Linked DNA regions of Homo sapiens: region 2 is linked to region 1. Evidence: read pairs that join two places in POLR2A ChIA-PET (ENCODE). Cell type or tissue: Panc1. All regions are shown on one strand. Links, peaks and the distances in the headings refer to the core of each region. The heading gives the core; the rest is flanking DNA. Region 1 has its middle 59 kb from the start of CABLES1. Region 2 overlaps SLC35D4 (solute carrier family 35 member D4).

The links. ChIA-PET counts read pairs that join two places held together with the same protein. Peaks named below come from ENCODE experiments on the same cell type or tissue, not always from the same donor. Only the 100,000 strongest peaks of a DNase experiment are listed, where the experiment ranks them.
Region 2: POLR2A ChIA-PET joins it to region 1 with 13 read pairs; 4 of 35 experiments call an interaction of 5 or more read pairs at or near these places.

Annotation. Positions count from the first base shown.
Region 1 is chr18:23,075,314-23,078,225 of GRCh38, reverse strand. No RefSeq gene overlaps it. Among named protein-coding and RNA genes, the nearest start is that of CABLES1, 59 kb to the left of the region's middle. In Panc1, for the core only: no CTCF peak of the experiment used is centred there; no DNase peak of the experiment used is centred there; H3K27ac peaks cover 117 bases.
Region 2 is chr18:23,309,861-23,312,772 of GRCh38, reverse strand. The region is part of intron 13 of SLC35D4 (solute carrier family 35 member D4); the gene reads left to right. Among named protein-coding and RNA genes, the nearest start is that of SLC35D4, 130 kb to the left of the region's middle. In Panc1, for the core only: no CTCF peak of the experiment used is centred there; no DNase peak of the experiment used is centred there.

The DNA of each region.
Region 1 (2,912 bases), core at 151-2,650:
GGAGTGGACTGGGGAACAAGGCAGATGGAGCTGCACCAGGAAAAGCGAGGAGAACAGGGAGGGAGCTGAGGGATGTGGGGTGCATGGGGAGTGGTGGAATAGCAAAGCCTTCATTGGGAGTTGGGCTGTGAGGGGCCTTGTGCCAGGGACTTTACTCCAGAAGCCAGAGGGACTCATGGAAGGTTTCTAGCCTGAGTCAATTTGGTTTCAAAAGATCACTCTACGTGAAAGAAGGAAGTGCTTCTTTCTTAGCCACCTTCTTGGGTGGCTGCTGGGGTAACTTAGGGAAGCCATGCTAAGTGCAGGAGCTGAGATAGTGCCTTTAGTGACAGTAGAAGGGGTTAGAGGAGCAGAGGGGATGGAACCTAGACCTCAGCCATTCCCCGCGCTGCCTCCTGGTCCAGTGATCTTTCTCCTACTCCAGGGCACCACCAGCTCTTCCCCCAGAGCCCTCCTTGGCAGAACAGAGTATACAGTCCCTGCGGAACTGGAGGCCCAGCTAGAGATGGAATATGGCATGCCAGAAAGTTCTTTGAAGTAGTGTATTTTGTCTGAAAAAATGCATGCAAATATTTACGTTCTGTTTCAGAAGAGTAGTGCTCCAGGAAGCTGAACCACTTTTTTAACCTGTGACTCTGGTGCCCCCTGCTTTTCTCACTTACACACATGCCAGGCTGGGAATGGTCCCTGCTCCTGAGCAGCCAGTTTGTTGATATCCCCTCCACACACCATAAGATCATGGACGCCAGGCTTGCTTTCTGGAGTGGGAAGCACATGTGCACAAAGCATACCTGTCTGTGTCCTGGAAACACTGCCTTCACTTCTCTTGAGTGAAAGGATTTACTGAATTGGATTTACGATATTTAAATTAATTTTATTGTCACTCCCTTCAAATTCCTTTTTCTTTCCCCACTCTGATAAATACTCAGTTAATTAGCTTTACAGATCAAGAGTTAGCTAGTGGCGGCCGGGCACGGTGGCTCAAGCCTGTAATCCCAGCACTTTGGGAGGCTGAGGTGGGCAGATCATGAGGTCAGGAGATCGAGACCATCCTGGCTAACATGGTGAAACCTCGTCTCTACGAAAAATACAAAAAATTAGCCAGACGTGGTGGCGGGGGCCTGTGGTCCCAGCTACTCGGGAGGCTGAGGCAGGAGAATGGTGTGAACCCAGGAGGCGGGGCTTGCAGTGAGCCGAGATCGCGCCTCTGCACTCCAGCCTGGGTGACAGAGCGAGACTCCGTCTCAAAAAAAAAAAAAAAAAAAATGGAGTTAGCTATTGGCAGGCACAGACTGCCAGAGTCTCCAATGGGACGCCTTGGCTTAATGGTGCTGCAGAGTATTTTGTGCTTTGTATCTAACGTTTCTAAAATTGACAGTAATAGTGAACACTAACTGGCCAGTTGCTGGGTGCTGGACATGACGTTAGGGTACGTTATTTCATTTCTTCATTACAGCAAGCCTGAGGTAGATATTATTATTGTTTCCATTTTATAGATGAGGAAACTGGGACTTGGAGATAGTTTAAATTTCTCAGAGTCCTACATCCAGGAAATGGTAGAGCCAGGATATGATTTCAGGTGGTCAAATCCCAACACAAGAGTTTTTAGCCTTGACGCTGTAGGGATGAAACTGAATCTCTGGTGAACGACTAGAACATAACACTTAAAATCCTTTGCAGCCCCAGCATTTGATGATTTTGTGAAATCTTGAAGAAACAGATTGATTTGGATGAGACTTGATGAAGGATTGTGGAATATCACTATAAAATCCTACTTTTGGCCAGGCACCGTGGCTCACACCTGTAATCTCAGCAATTTGGGAGACTGAGGTGGGACGATTGCTTGAAACCGGGAGCTTGAGACACAGTCTGGGCAGCAAAGTGAAACCCTGTCTCTACAAAAAATGAAAAAAAGTAGCCAGGTGTGGTGGTGTGTGTCTATAGTCCCAGTTACTTGGGGGACTGAGGTAGGAGCATTGCTTGAGCTCAGGAGGTTGAGTCTGCAGTGATCCTGCCACTGCACTTCAGGCTGGGCTGCAGAGTGAGACTGTGTCTCAAAAAAAAAAACCTCTACTTTTTCTCCGTTCTATCATTCTGAGACAAAAGAGTATCAATAAGAATTAGAACTGTGTTTTTCTTTTTTTTTTTTTTGAGACGGAGTCTCACCCTGTCACCCAGCCTGGAGTGCAGTGGTGTGATCTTGGCTCACTGCAAGCTCTGCCTCCTGGGTTCACGCCATTCTCCTGCCTCAGCCTCCCGAGTAGCTGGGACTACAGGCACCCACCACCACGCCCATCTAATTTTTGTAGTTTTTGTAGAGATGGGGTTTCACCATGTTAGCCAGGATGGTCTCAATCTCCTGACCTCGTGATCCACCTGTCTTGGCCTCCCAAAGTGCTGGGATTACAGGCGTGAGCCACTGCGCCTGGCCCATTTTGTATTTTTAGTAGAGACAGGGGTTTCTCCATGTTGGTCAGGCTGGTCTCGAACTCCTGACCTCAGGTGATCCACCTGCCTTGGCCTCCCAAAGTGCTGAGATTACAGGCATGAGCCAGCGCGCCCGGCCTAAGAATTAGAATTGTGGTTTTCTGATTTTCATTGGGTACATGTATAGAAGCTGCGAAGAAAACTTGACTTCGTTTTTCATTTTTGTAAGACACTGTCTCTAACATTTATCCATGCGAGGAACTCTCCCCAGCCTGGAGCTGCAGCCCAGAAACGGCACCCCTGTGTGTGTAGCATGCGTAGAGGAGTTGGCTCCTCCAGGCTGTAGGTATCACCTGCCTCACCAGCCTTGAGTTTGTCTGGAAGGCTCAGTGCCCGTGCAAAATCCCTATCTAACACTACGGGACTGTATTGTTGTTATTTTGTTATGTTTGCAAAGCTGTCTTGCTTGACCCAGGTTTAAAAAT
Region 2 (2,912 bases), core at 223-2,722, 230 kb before region 1:
GGCTTCCAAGTCTTTGACCTTAAGAGTTCACAATGCAGAGAGGGGAGATAGGCTTGTAAACAGATCACTGATTAATAGGACAGTAGTGGGGCATCACGCACGTAGAAACCACGTGCTGGGGAGAGAACACATCATCCTTTCAGAGGAGTCTTGCCTGTACCGAATAGATTAAAAATGGGCCCGTCCAACCCCACAGTTGTCCCACGGTGCAAACAACTTCAGTCTACATTCTCTACAGAAATAAGATAAAGGGTCTCAGGCAGCAGCACACTTGTTCCTTAGGTGATAAAACTTGAGAATTTTGAATTTTGGAAAGGTGACTCAGGAGAAGGCAGGAGACTATACAAACATTTCCAGGAAGTGGCAGACGGCGAAGGCACCGGAGTGGCTGCTAAACCAACCTTCTTTTCAAGTAAGGGCTGGTTTAAAATTTTTAAGATGTGTTTTTTTTGGCAAAAGGTGCATTTCAGAGGAATGAGCAGACCAGCTATCTATCTCACGGCAGACAGGATTCCTCCTAAGCTAAAGAGGCTCACGGAGGAGCAGAGGCACAAATCCCAGGCTGTGGGTATGGTGGGGGACAGGGCAGTTGTCCCTTTTTACCAGCTGGACTGAAAGTCACCTGAGTTAGGCAGTCAGAGAACAAGGAGAGAAGCCAATCAAAGAAGGCCTTGAACAGCGGGTAAAAACAGGCAAGGACAATAAAGACAATGGTGAGGACATAGAAATGACAAGTTGGGTCCTTTATAAATCAAGCGAAGTGTTCCATTATGCGGAGCTGCCAGCACAGCCAACATCCATCAGTGGGATGGAGCCTTTCTCAGCAAGTCCAAGAAATACATCTCCATTGGCACCGTCCCAGGCCATGTCTAAGAAGTTGCAAAAGGAAAGAATGACTAACAACATAGTTAACTTCAGTCAAGACTAATGAAGGGGGTGGGGGGAATGAAGAGAAACATTACAAAAAAGGAAGGTAATCAAACAGGCACAAACAATGTAAAATATTTCTTCAAACAGCTAAATATTAATGAATTGGGAGACCTAGATGAAATACATTTTGAGGAAAAGTGAAAATGGAAAATATGCAACAATGAGAAAGAGAAGACTTGATTAGGCTAATAGCTATTAAAGATCACCCCCAGCTAGGAGATCTAGATCCAGGGGCCTTCAAGTCACGGGTAACTTTCAGAGTCAAGATCATCTATAACTGTTGCAGGATAATAAGCAGAGAAGCTGATGAACTCACTTATGTGGTTAGTACAACATTGTTTCCAAGACCAGACAATTGCATTGAGAGGTAATAACATTTTAGTCCACTTCATTTATGACCATAGATGCAGAAGTCCTAAATTAAATGTTAATAAAAAAAAAAAAAAGAAGGGCCAGGCACGGTGGCTCACGCCTATAATTCCAGCACTTTGGGAGGCCAAGGCGGGTGGGATTGCTTGAGCCCAGGAGTTCAAGACCAGCCTGGGCAACAAAGTGAGACGTTGTCTCTACAAACAAATATTAAAAATTAGCTGGGTGTGGCAGTGTATGCCTATAGGCCCAGCTACTCGGGAGGAGTGCTTGAGTCCTGGGAGGTCGAGGCTACAGTGAGCTGAGATCACGCCACTGCACTCCAGCCTGGGCGACAAAGCGAGACCCTGTCTCAAAAAAAAAAAAAAAGGGAAGAGAAAAGAGGGACATTCATCATGCGCATCAGCTCAAAAGTTGTCATTCAATATGATCTTTGAGAAAAAGCCACCACTAGTCTCCACTTAGAGAAATCTCTTTCCCTATCCTTTGTATTCTTGTAATTGTCTGTCTGGCTGGGCTTCTACTTCTTTATTGCCCCTGAGGACAATACCCAGGTCTTTTTTTGTAATCAAGGTTTTTGCTACAAATCAATAAAGCGAGGCAGAAAGTGATACCAAATGACTTAACTACAAAGAAAAGTTCCAAAATCTCACCATGTTTATATCCTATCATGAGAATTCTGTATTTGTAGTTCCAGACTTCTTTCTGAGATGGTAATGCGTGACGATGAGGTTCATAAACATACTCCTTCCTTCTGCTTGTCTGTCTGCTGCCTTGCTCCCAGCTTGGAGACCCAAAGAGGCCTCCAAGACAGCACATGAAATCCCCTTGAGGGAGATGGTAGCTGAACCTCTCCCAACCTGGCCTACATCCCACCTCTCACTGCAAGAAAGCAGTTTCTTAAGCTTACCTTCCCCATGGAAGCTGTTTTGACCTGCAGGATGTGGAAGACTGGAAGCCAGAAACATCTTTCCTTAAGCAGACATTCCAAGTGTGGACAGAGCGGGGCCACTGGTTCACACACTCTCTTGGTGCTGGGGGGTTCGAGGCACTTCTGGGGTCTGAGTCCTGTGGCTGCCATTCCTGAGACACCTTTCTGGAATTTCCAGCCTTGAGAGATGTGGAGGTAACCTCTTCCCTCTCCTCTGGCTTCTAGATATTTGCAAATAATTAATTAATGATTTAATCACTCCTTTCCCCAGGATGCACCTGGTTTCTTAGAATGTGTCATGGATCAGAAAGATGGGAGCATTAGGTGAGGACGGAGAGATGGTGCATTGGACAAAGGCTGGGTGACAGATAAGTTTTTATCTGGAGGATCCGAGAACAGGTTAATGAGCACATCTGACCTTGGAGACGAGTTCTGCACTGCTGAGACAAAATGGAAATGAGTTTTCTTAATATACCCCTTCCCTGGAGAGAGATGAGGGCGGCCTTGGCTGTGCGCCTCCCTTTTGAAGAATTTGGAAGTTAAATGCTTCTTTGAACATTCTCACCTCCAAAACAGACTAAGACTTAGCCTTTTCTACACCAAATGCTTGGCTCAGAGGCACCGCTAAGTACAGGGGGCTGACTAGGAAGCGTGTGGGGAAAAGGACACGGGAAGTGGAACG